2 separate regions of the Homo sapiens genome follow, and region 1 is linked to region 2. Evidence: chromatin loops called from intact Hi-C (ENCODE). Cell type or tissue: OCI-LY7. All regions are shown on one strand. Each heading gives the region's core, and the rest is flanking DNA. Links, peaks and the distances in the headings are about the cores only. Region 1 overlaps LOC101928923 (a long non-coding RNA gene). Region 2 overlaps LOC101928923 (a long non-coding RNA gene).

Region 1 (8,340 bases), core at 251-8,250, 94 kb before region 2:
CATAATTAATGGAATTAATGAAAACAAAATAAATCTCATGGTTCTTAAGATTTTCATCCATTTTATTCTTTAATTTTTTTTTTCAGGAAAAAAAATTTAAGTCACACTCATGGCCAAGAGTGTATTGATAGGTATTTTAACATCCCAAGATAGTAAAAGCAGTAGCTGTTTTTTCTTAAGAAGGAAGGTTTAAACATATATTATCCTTGGTGAGATGAAGCTCAGAGACCAGATTCACTTTGTGCCATTTTCTGGTACTACTCTAGACTCAAATCAATTCCAACAGTAATGCGCTAACGAGTAGCAGGGTGGTTGCTTTTAAAGTTATTTTCCATGGCAAATTGCAATGGGGGTTTATAAGTGCCAAAGATAAAAATTGACTCAAAGATTACTGGCTGTTAATTTTTGTCAATTAATAATCAGTGGGAACCATTAGAATTAGTATAGTAGAATTAGCAACATCTCTTTTCAACGGGTTCAAGTTTAAATAAAAAGAAGACTAAATTCCACATGATAGAACAGACCCTGCCTTATTTGACCCTTGCTTGATTTTTCAGCCTTATCTCCTGACAACTCTGCTATGATCCCCACCCAGCATTTCCTGAATAGACATCCTTTCAAACATCCATATTCATTGCATGTGCTGTTTCCTGTAGCTGGAGGGCTTTACCCTAGGCTAAACCTGACTGCTCAATTTAACAAACTCCTACTTACCCTTTTAGCCAGAGTTAAAATGTTACCTCTTATATTAAAGCTTCTTCAAATACACTGTCCTAGTGGGCCCATGGGATTGGACGTGTACTCCTCCTACAAAGCATTTATTCCATTGTTTGTATAGTGATCAGAGGTAGTCACATTTGTCTCCCACAGCAAATTGTGAGCAAGACAAATATTTTCAGATTTGTACCCCCAGGGTGCCTGGAACAGTGTGTAGTTCTTTGTGGGAGCTCAATGAACATTGGATAAATGGAGGAAGGAAGGAGGTGTGAATGGAGTGAATAAGTAAATTGATTAAGTAACAGACAAATAAAATCCAGACTTGGGTAGGGTTCTCCAGCAGGCAGGAGCTCACCTACAAACCAAAGGTGAGCTTTGTTTGAAATGAAGGCAAAAATACAATGCTGTCTCCTACGTAGTGGAAATAATACTCCTGAAACTCTCAAGGAAGCAGAGTCTAACACGCCCATGAAAAGTACATCTCACTACACAAGTCCTTCTCCTCTGCCAGAAATGGGCCTTTCTGGACTAACCCTTTTCCATTTCTGACCATGACTTTTGGTATAACCCCTGAACAATAACGTGTGCCACCTGATCGGACTTTAGCTTACAATTTCCAAACTTCTCTTTTCTTATAATTTGGTTTAAAAGCTCTACGCAGATCTTTTTTTTTTCTTTTTCTAGTTTTTATTCTAGAGCATTCTATATGGTTTCTCAGCCATATGCTCTGTCATGGAGCTTCATAGACAAAGTAAAGCGGTGTGTAGAGTCCTATTTTTTATAAGCTAAGTTGTGAATCCTCTTCAATTTTAAAAAATTCACCTGATTCAAATTTCCACTGCCTCAAGTTTACAAGATTGACTCTTCCTTGGTCAATCCTATTATACAAACTAACACAGTAATCCAATCATTGCTTCTGTAGCCATGGTGATGGCCATGGCTCCCATAGTCACCTCTGAGAGAATGGGTCCTGGATCAATAGTGTCAGCTCTGGACTCTTCCTAAAACCCTAATTTTATGTGTCTAACAGGCAACTAGACATATCTACCAAGATGACTAGGTGGAACTTTAAAATGGGATTCTTCCGCAAAGCAAACACATCTTCCCCTAAAGAGTTCTCCCGCCATTTAGTTGTTATTTGCACATCACCTTCCTTAGCCATGTGTGCTGAACACCACCAGTGTTCTTTGCTTTTTTTCTCTACCAAAGTCTGACTCATCCATCCTCAGATCCTGACGACTGTGCCTTTGTTATCCCTGGCTGAAATGTTACTTGGGAAGCCATGTTCAGTTACAATGCACCTCCCAAATGTCCTCCTTCTCATCTCTCCTAGTCTTTCTATAACACCTACAGGACTTCCACATATTGCTCCCATGGTGATTTCCTACCATCCTACTGCAAGCTTTTTAAATAACTCTGTGTTTGTTTCCTACCTCTAGTCTTTTACACATTGCTAGAATTTAGATGTGATTAGTAAAAATGTGTGTCTCTAATATTAAATCACAGCCTTGTTTACTGCACTCTTTTCCAAGTTCACACTAAGTAGGACTTCTTGCTTGGATGATTGCATCTTCTGTCCTAGCTCTTCTCCCTGACTCTAAATCTGTTATTTTATCTAATCCATTACACACTACATTAATTTTCCTGTTATTTCATCTTGTCCAAAAACCCTTAATGGCTCCTTCTCGCCTAATGAAGTAAGGAAATCTCCTTTGCCTAGCATTTGGGGCACTTTAAAATTTTAGACCCAACCTGTCTTTCTATCTTCTTCTCCTACTGCCCTCCTAATTTTCCTTTGCTTGCTCTTAACCGGAACACGGCTCTATCATTCTTAGGTTATGCTTTTCACAACTTCTATCACCTTCTTGGTCCCCAGTAAAATTCCTGGGAGAGAAGGACATGGGGCAGAGTGGGTCCTGGGAGCTGACCCAGGGCATGCCTTGTAGGGCAGCAGGGTCCTAGGATGCACCCAGGGCTTAAAGTCCTGGCAAGCACCCCATTCCTCAGGTTGGGCCACTTGGGCAAATAGCACAACCTTCCAATCCCTCATTTCTTCATCCCTAAAAAGAGCATAAGAACCTTGTTCAAAAAGTTATTTAGAAGACGAATGGTAAAAATGCAAATACTGAAATTATTGTCACAAAATAACTATAGTTGAGGATTTACCCCCCTACTCTTAGATTAAGTACTCTGGATAAGACAAAATTGGGGCAAGAGAAGTTCTGAAGATGAAACCTCTCTCCAATCTGAGGCATCTCCTTTATTAAGTCATTACAATTTTAAAACTGCTCAAATGCCTTTCAGATGAGGAAAACAGTGAAAACTATTCAGTTGTTAAGCAAGGGACTATCTTTTTAAGGAAATAAAAGTTTATGCCTTTCCTTTTCCTTTGGAACTCATTTTCTTGGTGATTTAATTTAACATTTAAAGAATTTGATTTAGCTTAATTTGGGGCACTTCTAACCTTCTCTTTCTCTTTCTTTCTTCCTGGCCCAGATCAAGGGATCAATTTCTGTCTCCTGAAATGTGGGAGTGGTTTCCTCTGAAGCCATTTAGAAGCTATAAGTGAAAAGCAGAACGGGTCTAAATAATTGCTAATGTTACTGCCAGAGCAGGTGCATCTCAACAAGGTGTGTAGTCGTCCAGAACCCTCAAACACCCATTTTAACTGATTGCAGCCACAGATGCTCCTACATACCCAGCACCCTCTGCTTGCTTCAGCTCTGAAGTAGAAGGGAGCTTTCACTCTCAGGGTGAAATCTTGTTTGGACTTTTTTTTTTTTTTTTTTTTGAGACAGAGTTTCACTCTTGTCTCCTAGGCTGGAGTGCAGTGGCGTGATCTCAGCTCACTGCAAACTCCCCACCATGCAGTTTCAAGTTATTCTCCTGCCTCAGCCTCTCAAGTAGCTGGGATTATAGGTGCACGCCACCACGCCTGGCTAATTTTGTATTTCTAGTAGAGATGGGGTTTCACTATGTTGGCCAGGCTGGTCTTGAACTTCTGATCTCAGGTGATCTGCCCACCTCAGCCTCCCAAAGTTTGGGATTACAGGCGTGAGCCACCACATCCAGCCTGGAGTCTCTTTCTGAATAGGATGGGTCCAAAGTAACTGGGAGCTAGTCAACCCACCCAAACAGGGAAAATTCCGAGATGGAGCAAGTCAGGCTTTCAGCTGTACCAGGCTGTGTATACTGTTTATTTTTGCCACTGTATTCCCTGCACATTGAACATAGTAGATGCTCAGTAAATATTTGATGAGTGAATAAATATAGTAGAGAGCTCTGAAAATTCAGATTTTATTCCACTTACTACATATCTAAGGACATGTGGTAAACAAACTATATTTTTGTTTATACATATATGTGTGTGTGTGTGTGTGTGTGTGTGTGTGTGTATGTATATATATATATGTAGATAAAGATTTGAGGCCGGGCGCGGTGGCTCACGCCTGTAATCCCAGCACTTTGGGAGGCCGAGGCGGGCGGATCACGAGGTCAGGAGATCGAGACCATCCCCGCTAAAACGGTGAAACCCCGTCTCTACTAAAAATACAAAAAATTAGCCGGGCGTAGTGGCGGGCGCCTGTAGTCCCAGCTACTTGGGAGGCTGAGGCAGGAGAATGGCGTGAACCCGGGAGGCGGAGCTTGCAGTGAGCTGAGATCCCGCCACTGCACTCCAGCCTGGGCGACAGAGCGAGACTCCGTCTCAAAAAAAAAAAAAAAAAAAAAAAAAAGATTTGAATGTCATTTTGAGAAACAGTAAAATGCATGAAAAATAGCAGGCTTTCACCAAAACAATCTAGGAATGTTGTGAAAAAACAACCATGAATTTAACCCTAAATCAATGTACTAACAGGTTTCAGGACACGATACCCCTAAATATGGCACATTGGCATTTGTGGAAACAGTAGAATGAAGGTCACACTCACCTCCTTGCCCTTCTCCCCTTAAGCAGGCCATAAAACACTCATTCAAGAGGTGCCCTCCCCACACCTGGAGGAAAGGAACATCCTTATCTCTGAAGACACGGAGGCACAGAGAAATCTGAACAAACAGGCCTAAGTTTCATCCAGTTTATTTCCACTACATCATATCCTTTCGTCTTCCAATCACATTTCTTCATGACTGTCCACTCTTCAAAACTAAGCATAAAAATACACAGTTTACCTGTTTCTTTGGACCTTCATTTTCTTATAGAGGCTCCCCTGGCACATAAAACTTATTAAATTAATGCACATGTTTTCTCTTGTTAATCTGTCTTTTGTTGTAGAGTCTTCAGCTATGAACCTAGTGATGGGTGAGGAAATATATTTTTCTTTCCCCTGCGGTATGAAATGAATGCATGGCAACAAATGAAAAAAATTACTAAAATTATCCAACAGTATTCTTTGTTGTTTTTTAATAATTATTTAACATTTGCTTACACAATTATTACAAAATGCACAGACCAGTAAGTTCTATTTTATTTTTCACACCTGTAGGAAATACGCTGTTTTTCATTCACTTATCCACTTTTTTTTCAGTAAAAAATTATTACACGCTAGCTAAGACCTTGGGCACTATGCTAGGTAATTAATGAGAAAATTAAATATACTTCTGCCCTCAGAGACATTATAGTTTCATAGAGGAAGCAGGTACCTGCATAGGTAATTATAATACAGTGGGTTAAGTACAATGATGGATGCAACAACAGTCTGCAATGGTAGCACATAAGCATAGTACCTGGTCTACAGTCAAAGAGCAGGAAAAAAAAATCTCTAGGGAGATGAATCTTCACTCAATCTTGAAATTCAAATAAAACCAAACTGAAGAAATAAGTTGGAAAGAGAATGAGTCAGGTAGAGGAACAGTTCAGTGCAAAAGCCTAGAGACAAATATACCCTCGTAAGAAACTAAGGGACATGTATGGCTCGGCAAAGATTCCATCACGTGCTCTAAGCATGACATACCTGTCACCACTCCCCCTTTCCGTGTCCATGGCAGACATGGCTAACTGATCACAGCATTCCCACAGAACTCAGATGCCTCCCCAAGTCCTTTTAGCATGGCACTCTAGGAAGTCAATTTCAGTCCATCAGAATGCAAGATGAAATGTCCTTGCCATCTTTGCTATAGATGATGGGAAGTCTTTGAAGGTTATAAATAGGGGAAGGACAGTAGCCTGATTTGTGATTTAAAAGATTCCTGTGGTAGAACTGTAGATAGTGGATTTGGGAGGGAGTCGAAACAAAAATGAAAGGCTGCTTTTATATCTTATATATGAATCATTATAGGACATAAATTCTTCTCACAGCCTGTATTCAAAAGGGAATTAAAAAGCAACTGGGATAGAGCCCATTTAGCTCTATAAGGTCTGAGCTAGCACTGTGTTTGGCCCTATCATTAACAGAAATTCCAAAGAGAAAAAAAATTCAGAGTCTTCCCTCAGAAATTTCCCCATCTCAGCTATGCTAACATTTGCTCCTGGAGGATGAAGGTGCTAGAGTTTCTTTAGGAAAAAAAAAAAGTCATCTCATAATGAATGCTACCACCTTACTAAAGAGGAAAGAATGTTATTTGTAGTTGCTGTTTTACCATCAGAGTTGAGTTCTAGAAACTTCAACAAAAAAAAAAAACTCAACAGGAAGGGAATAATAATTTAGTTTGGTCTACACTGCTTTTGCAGTCAGAGCGGTCAGTGACTTTCAAAATAACCACAGCTGGGCTTGTTGAATTAAAAGAGTGAAACTTTTTTTCCACTTTTTTTTTTATCCCAACAGAACTGCCACTTGTCAGTCGATTTGTTTTTAATTCCCAGGTCTCCCTGGTTTGTTTGTAGCTACTGTGTTTTTTCTTTCTAAGTGCATGAGGAGGGTTATAGTTTTGATAATCCATGTCCCCCAAAGGCTCCGGGGATATAGGGAAACAGCTAAGTTGAGAGGGAATCTATCAGGAGGAGAAAACACCAGATAGGAAGGTTTGTTCTCATCACACAAGTGAGGTTTTCACATGAGTACTGGGGGTGACAAATCAAGAGGAGGGAATCAGATATTAGACACCAGGCATTTAGCAGGAGGAGAAAGGAAGAGGAGATTTCTCAAGTCAATTTCGTATTTGGGTAGAAATCTGCAGGCTTGAGGCACCTATCACTGCTATGTCTAGACTGGTGGACAGACACCAGCCAGGAGAGGGGAAGAAGGTGGGTGAGAGGTGGGCAGCAGCAGGCATCATGAGGAGGGGAAATTCTTTTCCCAAAGGACTCCACACCAAAAAAGTGCAACCAGAACAAAGAGTTGTGCTGTTTCCATTGAGAGAGAGATGATTCTTTGAAGGTGACAGAGCAGGTTGAGTCAGGGAACTCTGACCCCGACCCTCCATGGTGTACCCTCGGTAACTAAAATACCTTTCCATACCACTCTATTTTCTATGTGTTTTTTTCATTTGTTTGGAGGAGATACTGTGAGAGAAACTGAGGAATACTATTAAGAATTTTAAGCTTCTATTTTATGCTTTAGTCTAGAAAGGATTTAAGAAAAATTTTAATGGTAAATGTACCTCCCAAACAAGTCTATCAAAACTTAGGAAGTATTTTTTGTTTTGTTTTGTTTTTTGCTTTCCACACCCCAAAACAAATTCTTTTGATGGACACTTATTTTAGTCTGCTCTTTCTCTCTCAAAAAAACAGCTGTTACAGTCCAGAGACCAAGGCTTCCTGACTTGTGGAGTAAATGGAGGAGGAGTCTGTTGTCATGTAAATTACGCCTTTGGTCTTCCACCAAGACAGTCTCCACACAGTGATTTGTTTTGTGAGTACATCAACAAACAAGCAAGGTCTAGCATAAAGAGCAAACCAGTCCTTTACTCTCCATCAGAGATGAGTCTACCTGAGATTGGTATGATGGGATTCCCTTTGATCTCTAATCTCTCTCTCTCTACTCAGCACGAATCCCCACCAAATACTCTGTGATTCTACTTCACCCTCCCCACAGAAGGATGCTAAACAATGATTCATATCATTAAGATGGTCCAGAGTGAAGATTTCACAGGATAAATTTTTTTTTTCTTAATATGAATCACCTCTCCTTAAAAACCTTGATCCAGTATTTTATGTCCACAAAATGACTACTCTTTCTGTAGCCTTACTAAAGCCTGTCTTCCCAGATGGAAGGAAGGAAAGAAGGAGAGTCAGGAAGATACACCAACCCTGCCCAGGAGCTCTATTTTCTAATTGTGCAATATTGCTATTTCTCTTCATTTCTACACCCAGAGGCACAGGCAGTAAGGCAGGTAGGATTTTGTTTTGGCTTGTTCTTGATGGTTTCTGTTTTGACAAGATGTCTGTAAAGACCTGCCAGCCCAGCTATAAAAAATTTTGTCTGGATTGAAACTTGGCATTTATAGTTGCAGTCTCAGGCAAGTCTTTTTTTTTTTTTTTAACTCTATTTGGATTAAATCTGTTAAGACTCTTAAATAAGTGTAAATATCCATTTCAAGAGCTTTATGAGTTCCTTGATATTCTGTGTCCTACTATGTGAAGAAGAGATTCAAATCTCTAAGAGAGAAAAGCCACCAGTCTATGATTAACGTTTCTTCCTAAGGCATGTGGGTGAATGTATTTACGTAGACAATATATTCGTCCATGTA
Region 2 (8,340 bases), core at 292-8,291:
CTGCCCAATCCTGGGCAAGGAACTTATCCTTTGGCACCACAGTTCCAAAATGTGAAAGGCATCAGTAAAATGTGAGTTATGCATAGAAGATACATTGTTACAAATGCCTAGCCCATAGGATTCAGTAAGTGTTGCATGTTATTATTATTTTATATATACAATTATCCCTCTCTCCCAGTAGACTAAGAACCAGTGAAATTAAGGACTGTTTTGCTCACCTGGAACAGGACTTGGCCGAATCGATACTGATGGATGCATAGATAACAGTGATCTGAAAGCATTCTTGTAATTATTAAACATGCATAATTTCAGATGTATCCACATGCTTTTTTCATTTAAAAAATGTTATTGAGGTATAATTGATATAAACACTGCACATATTTAAAATGTACAATTTGATAAGCTTTGAAAATCATCACCACATTAAGAGAGTGAATCCTTTATAATCCCTTCTTCTAGCACCCCTACCCCACCCCAGGCAACCACTGATTAGCTTCCTGTCACAATGGATTAGTCTCTATTATCTAGAATTTTATATAAGTGGACTCTTCAGTATGTAATCGCTTTTGTCTGCCTTCTTTCATTCAGGCTATTTATTTTGAGTTTCATTCATTCTATTAGGTGTAGCAATATTTTGTTCCTTTCTACCTTTGAGTGGCATTATGTTGTATGGATATACCATAGTTTGATTATCTGTTGATAGACATTTGTGCTGTTTCTAGGATTTGGCTATTATTTAACAAGACTGCTAAGAACATTCATGGATGTGCCTTTGTATAGATATAAGTTTTCTTTCCTCTTGGGTAAATACTTAGTAGTGGAACGGTTGGACCATATAATAGGTCCAAGTTTAATTTTTTTAAAAACTACCACACTGCTTTCCAAAGAGATTGTAACATCTTACTTTCCACCTAGCAGTATATGAGATCTCCAGTTCCTCTACATCTTTGGTAATACTTGATGTAGTCAGTCCATTTAATTTTTCATTCTAACAGGTACGAAGCAGTACCTCACTGTGGCTTACTGTGGCTTTTCTTTGCATTTCTCTACTGGCTAATTGATGTTGAACATCTTTTCCATGTGCTTATTTGTCATCTGCATATCTTGTTTGAAAAATTGTTCCTATCTTCAGCCAATTGTTTAAATGAGTTATTTTCTTACTGTTGAGGTTTTAGAATTCTTTATGTAGTCTGCTTAGAGGTTCTTTATCAGGTATGTGTTTTGCAAATATTTGCTCCCAGTCTTTGGATTCTCTTTTCATACTCTTATATAAGAGCCAATTTTTTTATTTTGATGAAGTTTAGTTTATGAATCAATTTTTAATGGATCAAGCTTTAGTGATATATCAAAGAAATCTTTGACTAACTCAAGATCACAAAGATTTCCACCTGTTTTCCTCCAGAATTGTTACAGTTTTGAGTTCTACATTTAGGCATATATTTCATTTTGAAGAGTTTCCATTGGTAGAATGTGTCTCAAAGTTCACCAATCTTGGTGATATCATTCATCTGTGTCCCCACTCAAATCTCATCTTGAATTGTAGCTCCCACAATTCCCGCATGTTGTGGGAGGGATCTGGTGGGAGGTGATTGAATTATGGGGGTGGTTCTTCCCTGTGCTGTTCTCATGATAGTGAATGAGTCTCCTGAAATCTGATGGTTTTAAAAACAGGAGTTTCCCTGCACAAGCTTTCTCTTTGCCTGCTGCCATCCATGTAAGATGTGACTTGCTCCTCCTTGCTTTCCGCCATGATTGTGAGGCCTCCCCAGCATGTGGAACTGTAAGTCCATTAAACCTCTTTTTCTTCCCAGTCTCAGGTATGTCTCTATCAGCAGCATGAAAATGGACTAATACACTTTGTTTCTCATTTTCTCTACCATATTGAACTATGTTTGTATAATGTGAGGGTAAATAAACATGAGTTTCAGGAATAAAAGGGATCAAAAACTTGAATTCCCTCATATTTGTGTTTAAGATCCTATCACAGGACATGGAATCTTAGAAAGTGAGCCAACACAGGAAAAGTAATGGAAAGTTCTAGAGTAAGCCTTATTCAAAAGACTTAGCCAACAAACAGATCAGAGTAGGTGGAAAGAGAAACAAGGGTTAGGAGGCTTTCAGGAGAAAGAAGAGTGAAAAGAGGGAGGGAGAGTGCAAACAGATACTTAGATGTGTTTGATTATTTGAAAGACTTTACAAAGCATTTGACAAGTTTTGATCTCAAAAAAAGTTTAAAGACATACATAAAAATAAGCAAATAAAAAATTGTATAATTATTAACTTCAGGAAAAACAAAAAGTTGTACAAGAAATGAAATCTAATAATACATGACATGGCTTGACAATAAAAATAATTTACCTACTCATAAAAACATAAAAACTGTCAGATAATTAACTGAAAATATAATTCAATTGAATGAATGAGTTAGTCACGGGAAGAGTTGTAGACAAGCTAAATCCTCAACTACCATTAAAGAAATGTAAGAGATATTGACTCAAACTAAATACTCAACACTATAAGCACATTTCTTAGAAATATGGAGGTCACCACCTGAAGTTAACAGCTAGAAAAATTTGAAGTGATTGCTTCTGGGCATAGAAGGGTAGGGAGTGGGTGTCCAGTGGGAGGGCTAAACCCAGGGACTCCACGTAGAGTGGAGAAATGAATAGATGGAAAGTGTTGTTGTTGTTGAATTATGAACATATATTACTTTGTTTTCAAATATTGATTTTTAAAAATGCAAGAAGTTACTCTTTAAAGTCTTATTAGTGAGTCTCATAAATAGAGCCTTTGACTAAAGAAAATCAGCAGGACAATATGGCTATCCTGGGAGAGAGAACCTAAGTAGTGTCTGCTGTCTTCTCTGTGTTATGAGAACATCTCTCACATTCCATTTCCTCTCTTAGCCCCTTTTGACTTCTCTTCCCATCTTTGCAATCTTCGCCACCCTAAGGGTCCCTGAAAGGTCACTGTACTCTAAAATTGGAATAAATCATTGCTTTCAAAGGGAAATAATCAAATGCAAGAGGGAAGGGAGTGGTGGTTCCAGATTCTACTCAAAATCCAACCACAGTTTATCCTAAATGGTGTCAGCCAGCAATAGGCTTTGTGCTGCTGCCGACAAATGCGGTTCTCTTAGGACTACTGGGTGATAGTGACAGTGATGTTGCTGTGGTCTTCTCTGGCCATTCTGTCAGAGGAAGGGGTGTTGTTGGTAAAAAAACAGCCCAGCTCAGACAATGCAGCAGCTGCCTTGACTAAGAATAGAATCTGTGTTTGATTTGAATTAGCCATTTGAAACAAGAGCAAAACAGCTCTGAAAGTAGTACCATCTGTTTTCCTTTAAGGCTGGGTCATAAATAACAAGATGAAAATATATTTCCTGTTCTGCATTTGTGACCTGAACTGCCTTCCACTGTGCTGTCACTGACCACTTCTGCTGTAAATGCACATGACATTAATTGGGCAGCTGTTGGCTATGAGGTGTGTAGACTTTGTTGTTGCTTTGTTTTGTCTTGTTTCCTAATCTCTATACTTATCAGGAGCTCCTTTATTTCACCTCTCACATGTTAAGCAAAAAAAAAAAAAAAAAGGAAAACAAAAAAACATAAAGAAGTTATTCTTTGTATATTTTTTAAAAAACAACTCACACTCCAAATAGCGAAGTGATCAAAGAGTGTAAAACTGTGGCTGACAATTCCTGCATGGTAGAAGGATATCTTCCAAGTCAAGGTCAAAATGAATTAAGAGGTAAGGGAGAAGACAGGGAGATTATACAGCATTATTCACCAGGCTGGACTTCCTAATCCCCATAATATAAGAATGCAGAGAAGAAAGAAGCATCAAGAACAGAGAGAAGATTCCACAAAAGCACAATTGTTCCTCCCATGGAGATCAGGACTCTGTCCTTGAGTCCTTCCAAGCTGGGCTCTGCACCAACTGTAAACTGTGATTGACCAGCACTTTCCTTAGTTATCTTTTTAACTGTCGTTCATACTGAAACAACTCTGGTTTTGTTTCCTCGATAACTCAAAGGGGAAAGGCTATGATGGCTGGTAGGCCATCCCCTTTTTAATGCTCAGCTTGGCTAGTTGCCAACATAGTCTACGAGGCATTTCAGATGACAGACATGCAAACATGAAACGCACCATAAAGGGCTGGGGTCTGTGCAGGTTTTAGATCAGCCAACCATGAAGGAAGCTGCACTTAACAGTGAATGTCTCCAGGTTATAATAACATGTTCTTTTAAGAAACAGTGTGGAGGGTAAGGGGAGGGAGAGCATTAGGACAAATATCTAATGTATGCGGGGCTTAAAACCTAGATGATGGCTTGATAGGTACAGCAAACCACTATGGCACATGTATAGTTATGTAACAAACCTGAACACTCTGCACATGTATCCCGGAACTTAAAGTAAAATTAAAAAAATAAATAAAATAAAATAAAAAGAAACAATGTAGAGCCAAAGACAGACAAACAGAAGTGTTATGAGGCACATCCAGACGTTAAGAAAGGTGTTGCCTTGGAGACCTGGTACAAATGCCGGGTCCTCGGGATGACGCTGCACACTTGACAACATGGAGCCCAAGCACAGCAGGGACCACACAATCATCGGCTGAGAGATCGTAATAGAGAAACAAGGTTGGGGAGGACCTGGTAACACCATGCTTGGACAAACACAAAAGACTCCTGATGAGTTTTCCTGCCTACAGGCTCTGCCTATCCAGACCACTCTGGACCATGTTGACAGATTAATCTGTCTTTTAAAAAATGCTGTCAAGACAACAACTACAAAAAATCCAACCACCTCCATTCATTTCCTGTTTCTTCAAAATCATCCTTTCCTCCCAGTTTGTCCCCAGACCACCCCTTTAGCTGGTCTCCCATGGCTCACCACACTTCTGCGTTTGCTCCTTCCAAAGCCTCTGCTTATAATACACAACTCTTGCCCCATTTCCATCGACTACATGAGGCCTCCCACCCATCCTTCAAGGCAGGATCTTACCTCACTTTTCCCAGAGTTTGCTCCACCACTCCAGCCATGGGAGCTCCATGGACGAACAAAAAAAGATCAAATATGCTTTGGAATCACCACATATGGACTCTTCCTTTTGGAGAGTTATTATGTAATTGTCACAGAAGGCTCTGAGAAGTCACACAGTGAAGAAACCTTTTGAATCTTTCTGGCTTGTGGTAGCTAAACATATTTGACCCCAGGACCGTGTGAATCATAACAAACTAGGGGCTTTTTTTTTTTTTAAGAAACCACTCAGGAAAGCACTGACTGAAACCCACCTCTTTCAGGAAATCACTCCTGAACACTCCATCCCATCACTCTAGCCCTGCTGAACTTAAGACATAGTGATTGTTCGCACTTCTGCTTCAGTACGTGAAATGTCTGGCCATCTTCTTATATATGTATGTCAAAATGATATTAATAGTAATCATAATAGATACAATTTAATAAGAACTAGTTACTTTCCAGGAATGAAACCTAGAAGTCATTTAACCAATGGTTATTCTTTACTACAAGGTCAAAGTAATTTCTCTATGCTGAATTTTCCTTTGTGTTGAGTTAAGAGAGTAGGATAGTAAGAGCCATGTGCCCTTCCTATTCACCTTTTGTCTGGTTTGGTTTCATTTCAACATAAAAACTAAGTCTTATATCATTGGTAAAAGAAAAAGTACAAAGTTATATGCAATGGTTACTTTTTAAGATAAAGGAAAAATGAGAATTAAGAAAAGGACTTCAAAGTTAATTTACCAAAATCCAACTACATCCTTGACATGTGCTGACCTCAATAATGCATTAATTACAAAAGGATTAACACTTTTCTCCATTGTAACAATGTAGTCCTCTGTCAATGGAAGGTGATAACAATATTTGCATTCATCCATTAGCATAGGATTCATAGATTATGAGAAAGGTCTTAACACTCTTCCTAAATGAAGTCAAGCATCCAGTGAAGGGACAGAGCTTCTTTCATAGTCTAAGAAGAAGAAACATTTTCAAACACTCAGCAACATCTTGCTCCCTGCTCTGCCCAAAGCTGCTAGGGGTGCTAGGAATGTGCTGACTGGCAGTATTTAACCTGTTTGCATGTAACTGGCTACACTGCATCAGCAACTCATTCTGATGATACTGTACAAGACACTATTTTCTGCATTATACACTCAGCCTTCCCTTTTTCTGCTGCCCACTCAGATAACTGTCAAATTTCAGATTGGATGCAATGGCTCAGTGAGAGAGATAGAAATAAACGCTATTTCTTCCCTGAATGATTCAACATGTTGCAAGCATGTTGGACTGGAGAATACCATTAGCATGGTAAATTTTAGTTATAAACATTTAGAGTTATTTTTTTCTTAACTAAATTCCAACACCAACTCTACTACTGTCTATGCCTTGAAATAGGATTTTGTACTTTTTGTGGAATGACATGACTCTTTAAAAAATGTAGTAAATATAAGGATATTTGGGCCAGGGAAAGAAAAAAGGATTTATGAATAGTATACACACCCTCAGGGGAATTTTTCTTACTCTTTCAAGTTTGTCCTCTCCTCTAGGTCAAGTCAGTAACACTGCCAAAGTCTTTAGAGGCATAAGAAAGCCTTTCACATGCTTATAACCTTGAAAGATGAATAGAAGAATATCTAAGAACTTCCCTTAAAGGTTCATTGTTTTTTCTCTATGAAAAGGATATTTGGTTGAAAATAAAAGAGTTAATAAAAGTGCCAAATTCTACCACATTTCTACCACTATTTAAACTAGTTACTTTATCGTACACACACTTCCTGAGGTTTGAGCTCTTAGGCAACGTGAAAGGACGTGGTGGCATCATTTGATAGGCTTGGTTTGGTAGGCAGAGTACTCAGCTGACTCCCATAATTTTTGTCTCTTTGTGTCCCTTTTGCCCATGATTATGTTCTATTGCATGGCAAAAGACATTGTGTAAATGTAATTAAGGTCACTAATCAGCTGACCTTGAATTAATCAAAGGAAAGGTTATCTGAGAGAGCCTCAGCTAATCATATGAGAACTTTACAAGCAGAGAGTTTTCACCAGCTGGTGGCAGAAGAGGAAGGCAGAGATTCAAAGAGTTACATGGGATTCAACATGAATGAAGTCCTCTGTTGCGGAGATAAGAGAACCATGCATAAGGACTTCAGTGTGTGCACTGGGAGCTGAGAGTGTCCCTTGGCCAACAGCAGGCAAGAAAATAAAGACTTCAATTCTACAATCAAAAGGACCTGAATTCTGACAACAATCTGGATGAGCTTAGAAGGGAATTTTTTTCCAGAACCTCCAGGTTAATTCCAAACCCCTTGATTTTGGTCCTGTGAGACCCTAAACAGGGGACCCAGTTGTGTCTACCCAGATTTTTGATCTACAGACCTATGAGATGATAAATGGGTATTGTTTTCGGCTGTTAAATTTGTGGTACTTTGTTCCACAGCAATAGAAAATGAATCCACTTGATATTAATTGAGAACTGGTCTCCAAACTTTTTCCACTATTCTCCTGCTCAAAGTCTCCCTTTCAACCAAATTGTATTTAATGGCTCCTAAATATACCTTTTGCTTTCTCCTATTCTGTATTTACGCACATTATTTCACCATTCTGGAAGGCCCGTTTTCTGTTTAATCAACATCTTTGAGACCAACTCAGATGTCATGAATGAAAGGATCCTAATACAGCCTGCAGTTCTCTCTCCAAAATCGAGTACTCTTCACCTGTATAATCTGTTGTCAATTAATCATGTCCCACTTTATGGTACATTTTCTATGTGGTCTGTATCCTTATTTTATTACTACCTAGTTTTTGTTAATTAGTGAGGATCTTGAAAGCAAGGGCTCCTAATTTTTATGCCTCACTCTACCCTTTATATACCTTGCACATCACAGGCACCCAATAAATATTTGTTCAATTGTTTTGTTCTAAAGTATCTCTCTTCAATGTTAATGAGATTAAATGACACCAAAAGTCCAAAGAAAACCTTATTAGCCAAGCAGTAGGAATCTCAGCAGTGACCTGCCCCACATTCTGCGTGGCCTTTAACTATCGTGAACCCTAAACACACTTAAACTGTCAAAATTAAAAATGTAACTGCAAAAACAAGATAATCACAGAAAATAATTTTTGCCAATTGATTTGTGCGACTTTCAATGACATTGTAAGCACCCAACTATTCCCTGAGCTGCCAATTTGCCTAGGAAGGGATGTTCTCCACAGACTGTATTTACAAAGAATACACCATTCACAGGAATGTGCAGGAGAGGAAAAGCACCAGAGAAAATACAAAGAGTTTTGAACGAAATGCTGTTAACAATTAAGAATG

What was found. Hi-C counts contacts between places; a loop is a spot of excess contacts. Peaks named below come from ENCODE experiments on the same cell type or tissue, not always from the same donor. Only the 100,000 strongest peaks of a DNase experiment are listed, where the experiment ranks them.
Region 1: a loop joins it to region 2, with 8 times the contacts of the local background. A loop is called at or near these places in 3 of 110 quality-filtered maps.

Annotation. Positions count from the first base shown.
Region 1 is chr6:156,181,935-156,190,274 of GRCh38, forward strand. The region is part of intron 3 of LOC101928923 (a long non-coding RNA gene); the gene reads right to left. Among named protein-coding and RNA genes, the nearest start is that of SNORD28B, 190 kb to the right of the region's middle. In OCI-LY7, for the core only: no CTCF peak of the experiment used is centred there; a DNase peak (open chromatin) is centred at 3,377; H3K4me3 peaks cover 360 bases; H3K27ac peaks cover 1,569 bases.
Region 2 is chr6:156,276,211-156,284,550 of GRCh38, forward strand. The region is part of intron 2 of LOC101928923 (a long non-coding RNA gene); the gene reads right to left. Among named protein-coding and RNA genes, the nearest start is that of SNORD28B, 98 kb to the right of the region's middle. In OCI-LY7, for the core only: a CTCF peak has its summit at 7,062 (motif pointing right); DNase peaks (open chromatin) are centred at 3,291, 4,111, 4,571, 7,071 and 1 weaker place; H3K4me3 peaks cover 2,905 bases; H3K27ac peaks cover 5,559 bases.